Linked DNA regions of Homo sapiens: region 2 is linked to region 1. A link is an interaction called in ENCODE POLR2A ChIA-PET data of the cell type or tissue named here. Cell type or tissue: PC-9. All regions are shown on one strand. Links, peaks and the distances in the headings refer to the core of each region. The heading gives the core; the rest is flanking DNA. Region 1 has its middle 6.4 kb from the start of YWHAG. Region 2 has its middle 63 kb from the start of SRRM3.

Region 1 (4,391 bases), core at 257-4,256:
GTCATGTGATCCTCCCACCTCAGCCTCCCAAAGTGCTGGGGTTATGGGGTTGCAGGTGTGAGCCACAGTGCCTTCCCTGATTCCCTTCTTAAAGCAGAGAGTCTCCTTCATTGAACACAACTTCGCTGAGCACCTGCTCCATGCTAGGCTTGGAGATCAGAGATGGCTCAGACTGAGTCTATGTCTTTCAGGAATATGACCCCAGGGAAGACAGACTCATATACATCTGAGTGCTATATGGTGGTCTGGGCTCTTCTCTAGAGAACATGGCAGGAGAGCCCATGGGGACTGAGGAGAGAGTGGTTAGTTCAACTCAGTGTCTGAGTCTGAAGGATGAGGAGGTCTGGGTCTAATGGGGGTGGGCATAGAAGGAGCTTTCAGCACAAGGAACAGCTTTTGAAAAAGCCCAGACTGGGTCAGGCGCAGTGGTTCACACCTGTAATCCCAGAACTTTAGGAGGCCGAGGCGGGCAGATCACCTGAGGTCGGGAGTTCGAGACCAGCCTGACCAACATGGAGAAACCCCATCTCTAATAAAAATACAAAATTACCTGGGCGTGGTGGCACATGCCTGCAATCTCTTCTACTCAGGAGACTGAGGCAAGAGAATCGCTTGAACCTGGGAGGTGGAGGTTACGGTGAGCTGAGATTGTGCCATTGCACTCCAGCCTGGGCAACAAGAGCAAAACTCTGTCTCAAAAAAAAAGAAAGAAAAGAAAAAAAAAAAAGAAAAGAAAAAGCCCAGACTGCCCAGGTGTGGTGACTCATATGTATAATCCCAGCACTTTGGGAGGTAGAGGCAGGAGGATTGCTTGAGCCCAGGAATTTGGGACCAGCTTGGACAACTAAACATAGACCCTATCTCCACAAAAAAAAAAAAAAAAAATAGAAAATTTTTTTCTACTGGGCGTGGTGGTGTGAGCCTGTATTCCCAGCTGCTCTGAAGGCTAAGGCGGGAGGATCATCTGAACCTAGGAGGTCGAGGCTGCTAGTCCAGCCTGGGCGATAGAGCATGACCCTGTCTCAGAAGAAAAAAAAAAGATATTTTGGATTTTTCACTGGGGAGAATGGAAAGACACTGAGACAGGGCCATTAGCTGAAAAGCTGTTGCTATAAACTGGAAGATCTTAAGACGCATCCACCTGGTTCCTCTATTTTATAGATGCACAATCTGAGAACCAGAGAGGCAAAGTGATTTGCCCAAGGTCACTCAGGAAGATTAATGGCAAAGCCAGTGCTTCAACCTGTGGGTCCTGCCTCCTGGGCTCATGCCTCCTCCACTGGCCTGAGATCCTCAGAAGGAGAGGCAGGTTGCAGAGATTTCCTGTCATTCTTTGCCTCTGCTGCAGGACAGCCTGCTAAGGCAGTGACAGGGAAGTGTTCCCAGAGGACAGGGCGGGGAGCATTGCTGCTTGGCTTCAGAAGATGCTGCTGCTGCCTCTGCACTAATCAGGGAGCTTTCCAGCCACAGGAGGAAGCCAGAAGCCAGGGGATGGGGCTGCGGTGATTTATGACTGCACAGAAACAGCAGGACAATCATGTCCCTGGCTGTCCTGCATGTCTGCCAACCGAGCCGGACAGCATGCATTTAAAAGGTCATGTCCTCCAGTGCTGGAGAAGGGGCTGGAGGGTGCCCTTCGGTCAGGTTGGTCACTCCTTTCCTGAGCAGATGCCAAGGAGGGTAGATCCTGGACAGGAAACAATGCCTTTGCTGCTAAGAGTCTAGGAGGTCTGCCCGGGTTTGAATCCAGGCTCTGTTAGCTGAGACACGGAGAGGCTGTGTGATTTTTGGCTGATCACACAGCCTCTCTGTGTCTCTGCTTCCTTGTCTTAAAAAACAGGGGTGAAGCTGGGCGCGGTGGATCACACCTGTAATCCCAGCACTTTGGGAGGCCGAGGCAGGTGGATCACCTGAGGTCAGGAGTTCGAGATCAGCCCGGCCAACATGGTGAAACCCTGTCTCTACTAAAAATACAAAAATTAGCCGGGCGTGGTGGCACATGTCTGTAATCCCAGCTACTCAGGAGGCTGAGGCAGGAGATCACTTGAACTTGGGAGGCGGAGGTTGTAGTGAGCTGAGATCGCGCCACTGCACTCCAGCCTGGGCAACTGAGCAAGATTCTGTCTCAAAAAAAAAACCAAAAAACAAAAAAAAAACTGGCCGTGCACTGTGGCTCACGCCTGTAATCCCAGCTCTAACTCTTTGGGAGGCCGAGGCAGGCGGATCACCTGAGATCAGGAGTTCGAGACCAGCCTGACCAACATGGAGAAACCCCATCTCTACTAAAAATACAAAAATTAGCCGGGCATGGTGGCGCATGCCCATAATCCCAGCTACTCAGGAGGCTGAGGCAGGAGAATCGCTTGAACCTGGGAGGCAGAGATTGTGGTAAGCTGAGATCGTGCTGTTGCACTCTAGCCTGGGCAACAAGAGCGAAACTCCATCTCAAAAAAAAAAAGAAAAAAAAAGGAAGAGAAGAAAAAGAAAAAAAAAAAAGAAAAGAAGAAAAAAAAAAAAAGAATGCCAGTAGCTTCCATTTCAGAAGAACATGCTGAATCTAGAACTATGACTCATCACAGCTGGGTGGGGCACTTAGTGCTCCTTCAGTTTAATCTCACATTTTCAAGGTGGGGATATTAGACCCAGAGAAGGGACAGGTCTTGCCCGCAGAGCTAGGGGCCAGGCAGAAGCCAGAATGCTAGCTCTTAACGTCCTTGCTCCAGGTTTCTTTCTGCACCACCAGGCAGTGGAGGAGGAAGCCAGGATCTGAAGCCATTTGCTCTTTGTGATGTCGTCATGCCTCTTAAGCCGCCCTCTAAACAGCCAGGACCTGTGGGCAGCTGCAGCTGGAAGCATAGAGCTCTGCAAAATCAGAAGGGAAAGGAAGACAGGGCCAACTCTCCCCTGCACCACTGGAGGGGAGGCTCCGTGTGGAGGCTGCGGATGTCATTTCTGTTTGGCTGTGAAACATCCTTTTCTTTGCATCTGCTTTATTTTACTTTTTCCCAAACAGATTTGGCCTGAGCTGTTTTTTTTTTTTTTTTTTCCCCTTTGTGCATTAGACTGTTGGGGGAAGGAACTGAGGTGGAGAGGTCAGAGAGGTAGCCTGAAATGGGCCAGGAAGTTCCTGAGATTTCACATCTGGTCTTGAATCATGGACCTGTTTGAGCCACATGTGGGCAACCCAGGTTGGCGGTCAGGGCTCATTCCCACGGACTAGTGATGCAGGGGCCAGAAGAGCTCAGGCCTGCCCTGCAGGGAGGAAGAGAAAGGAAGAGGAATGACTTGGCGAACACTCATGCAAGAGACAGAAGGAAGTGGGAGGGTTTATTCACCAGCAGGATCGCATTTTGCTGGGTGGTGTGGTAAGAGAAGAGGGTCCGGGCCAGATCTTTTGTTGGAGGAGGGGGAGAAAACTATTTCTAGACTCTCTCCCCACTCAGTCCATCTCCTCCACCTCCTGCCGGTACAGTCTCCCCAAAGCACACTTTCTTCCCTCATTCATTTCTTTCTTTCTTTCTTTCTTTTAGAGACAGGGTCTTGCTCTGTTGCCCAGGCTGGAGTGCAGTGGCGTGATCACTGCTCACTGCAGCCTCCAACTCCTGGGCTCAAGCAATCTTCCTGCCTCAGCCCCCAAATAGCTGTGATGACCATGCCCAGCTAATTTTTAAATTTTTTTTTTTTGTAGAAATGAGGTCTTGCTATGTTGCCCAGGCTAGTCTCGAACTCTTGGCCTCAAGTAATCCTCCTGCCTTGGCCTCCTGAGTAGCTAGGACTACAGCTACATTCATTTCTTGTTTTTCTTTCTTTTTTTTTTCTTTTTTGAGACACAGTCTCACTCTGTCGCCCAGGCTGGAGTGCAATGGCACAATCTTGGCTCACTGCAACCTCCACCTCCTGGGTTCAAGCGATTCTCCTGCCTCAGCCTCCCGAGTAGCTGAAACTACAGGCACACGCCACCACGCTTGGCTAATTTTTGTATTTTTAGTAGAGACAGCATTTCACCATGTTGGCCAGGCTGGTCTCAAACTCCTGACCTCAGGTGATGAGCCCACCTCGGCCTCCCAAACTGCTGGTATTACCGGCGTAAGCCAGTGCACCTGGCCATATTCATTTATTTATTTCCTATTCTCTCTCTATGTACTTATCATGTGCCAGGTACTCTGCTGAGCACTGAGAAGCCAAGGTGAGGATGAAAAAGACAAAACCCAAATCTGATCATTTTCTGCCATTGTTAAAATCTCTTCACAGGCTTCCGATTAATTTCAGAATAGAAATTTAACTCCTGGGGCTGCCATTCAGTGCCCCTCATGTTCTGGCCCCTGACTCTATCCCCAGCCCCTTACCCATCACCCAGACACCAGATACATCAGATTCTTTGCCTATCAATA
Region 2 (4,391 bases), core at 99-4,098, 230 kb after region 1:
CAGTCGTCCTACTTCAGCCTTCCTAAGTACTGGGAATACAGGCGTGAGCCATCGCCCCTAGTCCATAGCACTCGTTTATTATCTCAAAGTTCTGTAGATTTGAGGTCCAAGCAGGCTCCACTGGGTATTCTGCTGAGGACCTCAGGAGGTCAGAATTAAGCACCGGCCAGCCTGGGTTTTTATTTGGAGGTGATAGGGAGAGTCTCCTTCCACACACACTCATGTCGGCAGAATTCATTTTCATGTAGTGAAGGTCTGAGGTCCTCATTTCTTTGCTATCTGTCAGCCAGAAGTCATTCTCAGCTTCTAGAAGCCACTCAAATTTCTTGGCTTTTAGTCTCCAGCTTCAAAACCATCAGTAGTGCTTTGACTCTCTCTAACTTCACATTCTGTCTCTTCTGTTTTTTAAAAAGAGAGCTTTATTGAGGTATAATTCACATACCATACAATTCTCTGTTTAAAGTACACAATTAAGTGACAACCATTACCACAGTCAACTTTAGAACATTTTCATTATCTCAAAAAGAAACCCATGCCCTTTCTCTATCCCCTTTATTCCCATCCTCTCCCCTCTTAGTGCTCAGTGACCACCAGTCTATTTTCTGTCTCTAGATTTCCCTGGTATGGATGTTCAGATGAATGGAATCATATAACGGGTGGTCTTTTATAACTGGCATCTCTCACTTAGCATGTTTTCAGGGTTCACCATGTTGTAGCATATATCAGTACTTCATTCCTTTTTATGACCAAGTAATATTCCATTTTATGGATATATGACATTTTGTTTATTAATTCATCATCTGATGTACATTTGGGTTGTTTCTGCTCTTGGACTATTACGGATAATGCTGATATAAACATTCATGTACATGTTTCTCTGTGGACACGTTTTTATTTCTCTTAGTCTGGGAGTGAAATTGCTGGTTTCTATGGTAATATTGTTTAATCATTTGAGAAACTGCCAGACTTCTCCACAATGGCTGTACCATTTTACATTTCTACAAGCAATGTATGAGGGTTCCAGTTTCCCCACATCCTTCCCAACACTTGTTATTTCTGACTTTTTGGTTCTAGTCATCCTACTGGATGTGAAGTGGCATCTCATTGTGGTTTCATTTTGCATTTCCTTGATGACTGATGATGTGGAACATCTTTTCACATACTCATGACTGTTTTCCTATCTTTCTGGAGAAATGTCCATTCAGATCTTTTACCTGCTGAAACAATTGTTACTTACTTTTTTATTATTGAGTTATAAGAATTCTTTATATATTCTGGTTACGAGTTCCTTATTACATAAATGACTTGCAAATATTTTCTTTCATTCTGTGGGTTCTATTTTCACTTGATAAGGTCCTCTGAAGCACAAAGATTAAAATTTTGTGAGAGTACAATTTATCTGTCTTTTGTTGCTCCTGCTTTGTCAACTCCAGTCAACAAAACCCTTTGTCAAATTCAGTATGAAGATTTTACCTCTATATTTTCTTCTGGGAGCTTTAGTTTTAGCTTTTACATTTAGGTCTTTGATTGATTCTGAGTTAATTTTTATACGTGGTATGAAGTAAGCATCTAAAATGTAATATTCTTTTGCACGTGGCTATCCAATTTTCCCAGCACTGTTTGTTGAAAAGACTCTTTTTTCTCCATTGAATGGTCTTGGTACTTTTGTGGAAAATCAGTTGACCGAAGATGTGTGGGTTTATTTCTGGAACTCAGTTCTATTCTGTTGATTTCTATGACTGTCCTTGTGCCAGTACCACACTGTAGTAATTGCTATGGCCTTGTAGTAACTTGAAATCAGGAAATGTAAGTTTTCTTACATTCTTTTGAAGACTGTTTTGGCCATTTTGGGTCCTTGTTCTCTTCTGCGTTTTAGGGTTCATGTGCTTTTCTTGGGCCCATCTAGATAATCTAGGATAATCTCCTTATTTCCATTATTAGTCAACTTAATTATATCTGCCAAGTCTTTTTTGCAGTGTAAGGTGACATAATCACAGTTGTAGCACCAGAGAGTGAAGGTCATGGGTGCACAGGTCCTATGAGGCTTAGTTTGGTGAAAAGATAGAGAATGATAGGAGCAGAGAGGCTGGAGAGGGAGATAGGAAAGGGAGTTTCAGAAATATTACATAGTTGCCTAAAGTCACATTTCTAGTATGTGGCAGAGCTGGGGTTTGAGTGCAGATTTGACTGATCTCTGTGATTTCATGGTCTACACCAAATCAGTCTTAGACTCAGAGCTATTGCTATTGTTTCTGTCTAATACATACTGAGCTTTTAATGTGTGCCAAGTAATCCACAGAGTACTCCTTTATTTTTTTTCTAGCTCTTAAAGAGCATCTGTACAAGTCTTTTGGCATAGATAATAGGCTGTACTGGAACTAGCTTGATAAAAAAAGAAAAAAGCAGTTACGGGACCAGGGGGTATGACTCAGAATCTGAGGGTGGGCGTGCAGCTAAACCTTAGCCAGCGATTGGAACTGGGAGATTGAAATCACTCGGGACGTACAGGACCTTCTACTTTTCTCTGCTTCTTGGCGTATGTCTATTTCACTCTGTAGACTGTCCTGATACTCGGACCAATTGATGGAAGATGGTCATGTCACACAGCTCCATCATTTAAGAGAACAGCCCCGACTTAGTCCCATTTCCAAAACTCAAGCAAAAGACTCTAACACAGTTTGGGGCAATCAGCTGTGACCCTGAATTGGGGGACCATTCACCTTATACAAACATAGCTTCTGCTAGCTTATCTTTGTGGATTCAGAGGACGGTTTCCTGATACACAGGAGGTATTTGCACATGTGCTAGGCAGACTCCCCAAACTATGTTCATTTTAGTAACATCAACTAGTACTGTCATACTTACAGTACAAAATTTTAAAAAACTTAATTGATCTGTGGAAAAAATAGGTATTTCCTTTTGCCCATTTCTCTTGGAAGGGAAGAAAAGGGTCATCAGGATGATCATGGCGAGAAGATTAGCTCAGACTTTCAAAATAATTTGAAACCCAGGACTTGGTATACTAAGTGTAGGCTTACTTGAGCCTAGGAGTTCAAGACCAGCCTGGATAACATGGCAAAACACCGCCTCTACAAAAAAATACAACAATTAGCCAGGCATGGTGGCTGAGTGGTGGGAGTATTGCTTGAGCTCAGGAAGTGAAGGCTGCAGTGAGCTGTGATCATGCCACTGCACTCCAGCTTGAATGACACACCCTGTGTTCCAAAAAAAAAAAAGAAGCTTAGTGATGTCTCTGCCACTTAATATCTTTTTGATGGAATAAGTTATGATTTCTTAATATTAGTATCTTCATCTCTTACAATAGGACATAGTAGATGGTCTTTAAAGTTTCTGCAGCTTAACATTTTAGGACTATTTTTCTTTCTTTTTTTTTTCTATTTCTTATTTTCTTTCTTTCTACCTAAGCCTCATCTACTATTTATAAATGGCTGGTGTCTTAGATCTAAATCCTGACCTTGGGAAGCTTTAACCTTGTAGAGGAAGTAAACAGTAAACTTGAGAGTTCTTTCTAATTAGATTTCCCTCTCCCTGCCAAGTCTCATTAAATAACTCTTACAGATCTGTCCTCTAAGGTAGATTACCACCACCCGTCGTCTTTCCCTTCCCAGTGTGTTACCTCTTACTTATTTATTTATTTTTGAGACAGGGTTTCACTCTGTTGCCCAGGCTGGAGTGCAGTGGTGCGACCTTGGCTTACTGCAGCCTCTGCCTCTGCCTCTGCCTCCCAGGTCCAAGCGATTCTCGTGCCTCAGCCTCCTGAGTACCTGGGATTACAGGCAAGCGCCACCACACCTGGCTACCCACTGTGTTACCTCAAGTCCTCTAATTGTAGTTGTCTCTTGGTCAGTATCCGTTGTCTCCTGTTCTGTACTTCTCCCTAATCCAACCTAGAAATTGCCTCTCAAGTTTTTTGTTTGTTTGTTTTTGTTTTTTTTTGAGACTGCGTCTCCCTCTGTTGCCCAGGCTGGAGTGCAGTGGCGTGATCTTGGCTCACTGCAACCTCCATCTCCCAGGTTCATGCGATTCTCGTGTCTCAGCCTCCCGAGTAGCTGGGATTACAGACGTCTGCCACCATGCCCAGCTGATTTTTGTATGTTTAGTAGAGATGGGGTTTTGCCATGTTGGCCAGGCTGGTCTCAAACTCCTGCCCTCAGGTGATCCACCTGCCTCGGCCTCCCAAAGTGCTGGGATTATAGGTGTGAGCCACCGTGCCAGCCGAGGTTTTTTTTTTTTTTTTATCATAGAGTAAAATTGATTTGGGAGGAGCATAATGTTCTGCGAATTTTTAAATTTTATTAGATTTATGTAAACACTTCCACAATCAGAATACAGAACAGTTTCATCACCCCAAAAAACTTTCTTGTGCTAAT

What was found. ChIA-PET counts read pairs that join two places held together with the same protein. Peaks named below come from ENCODE experiments on the same cell type or tissue, not always from the same donor. Only the 100,000 strongest peaks of a DNase experiment are listed, where the experiment ranks them.
Region 2: POLR2A ChIA-PET joins it to region 1 with 20 read pairs; 2 of 35 experiments call an interaction of 5 or more read pairs at or near these places.

The regions. Positions count from the first base shown.
Region 1 is chr7:76,363,168-76,367,558 of GRCh38, reverse strand. No RefSeq gene overlaps it. Among named protein-coding and RNA genes, the nearest start is that of YWHAG, 6.4 kb to the right of the region's middle. RefSeq lists enhancers at 2,615-2,864, 2,390-3,077. In PC-9, for the core only: no CTCF peak of the experiment used is centred there; DNase peaks (open chromatin) are centred at 2,588 and 3,218; H3K4me3 peaks cover 623 bases; H3K27ac peaks cover 1,576 bases.
Region 2 is chr7:76,136,806-76,141,196 of GRCh38, reverse strand. No RefSeq gene overlaps it. Among named protein-coding and RNA genes, the nearest start is that of SRRM3, 63 kb to the left of the region's middle. In PC-9, for the core only: no CTCF peak of the experiment used is centred there; no DNase peak of the experiment used is centred there.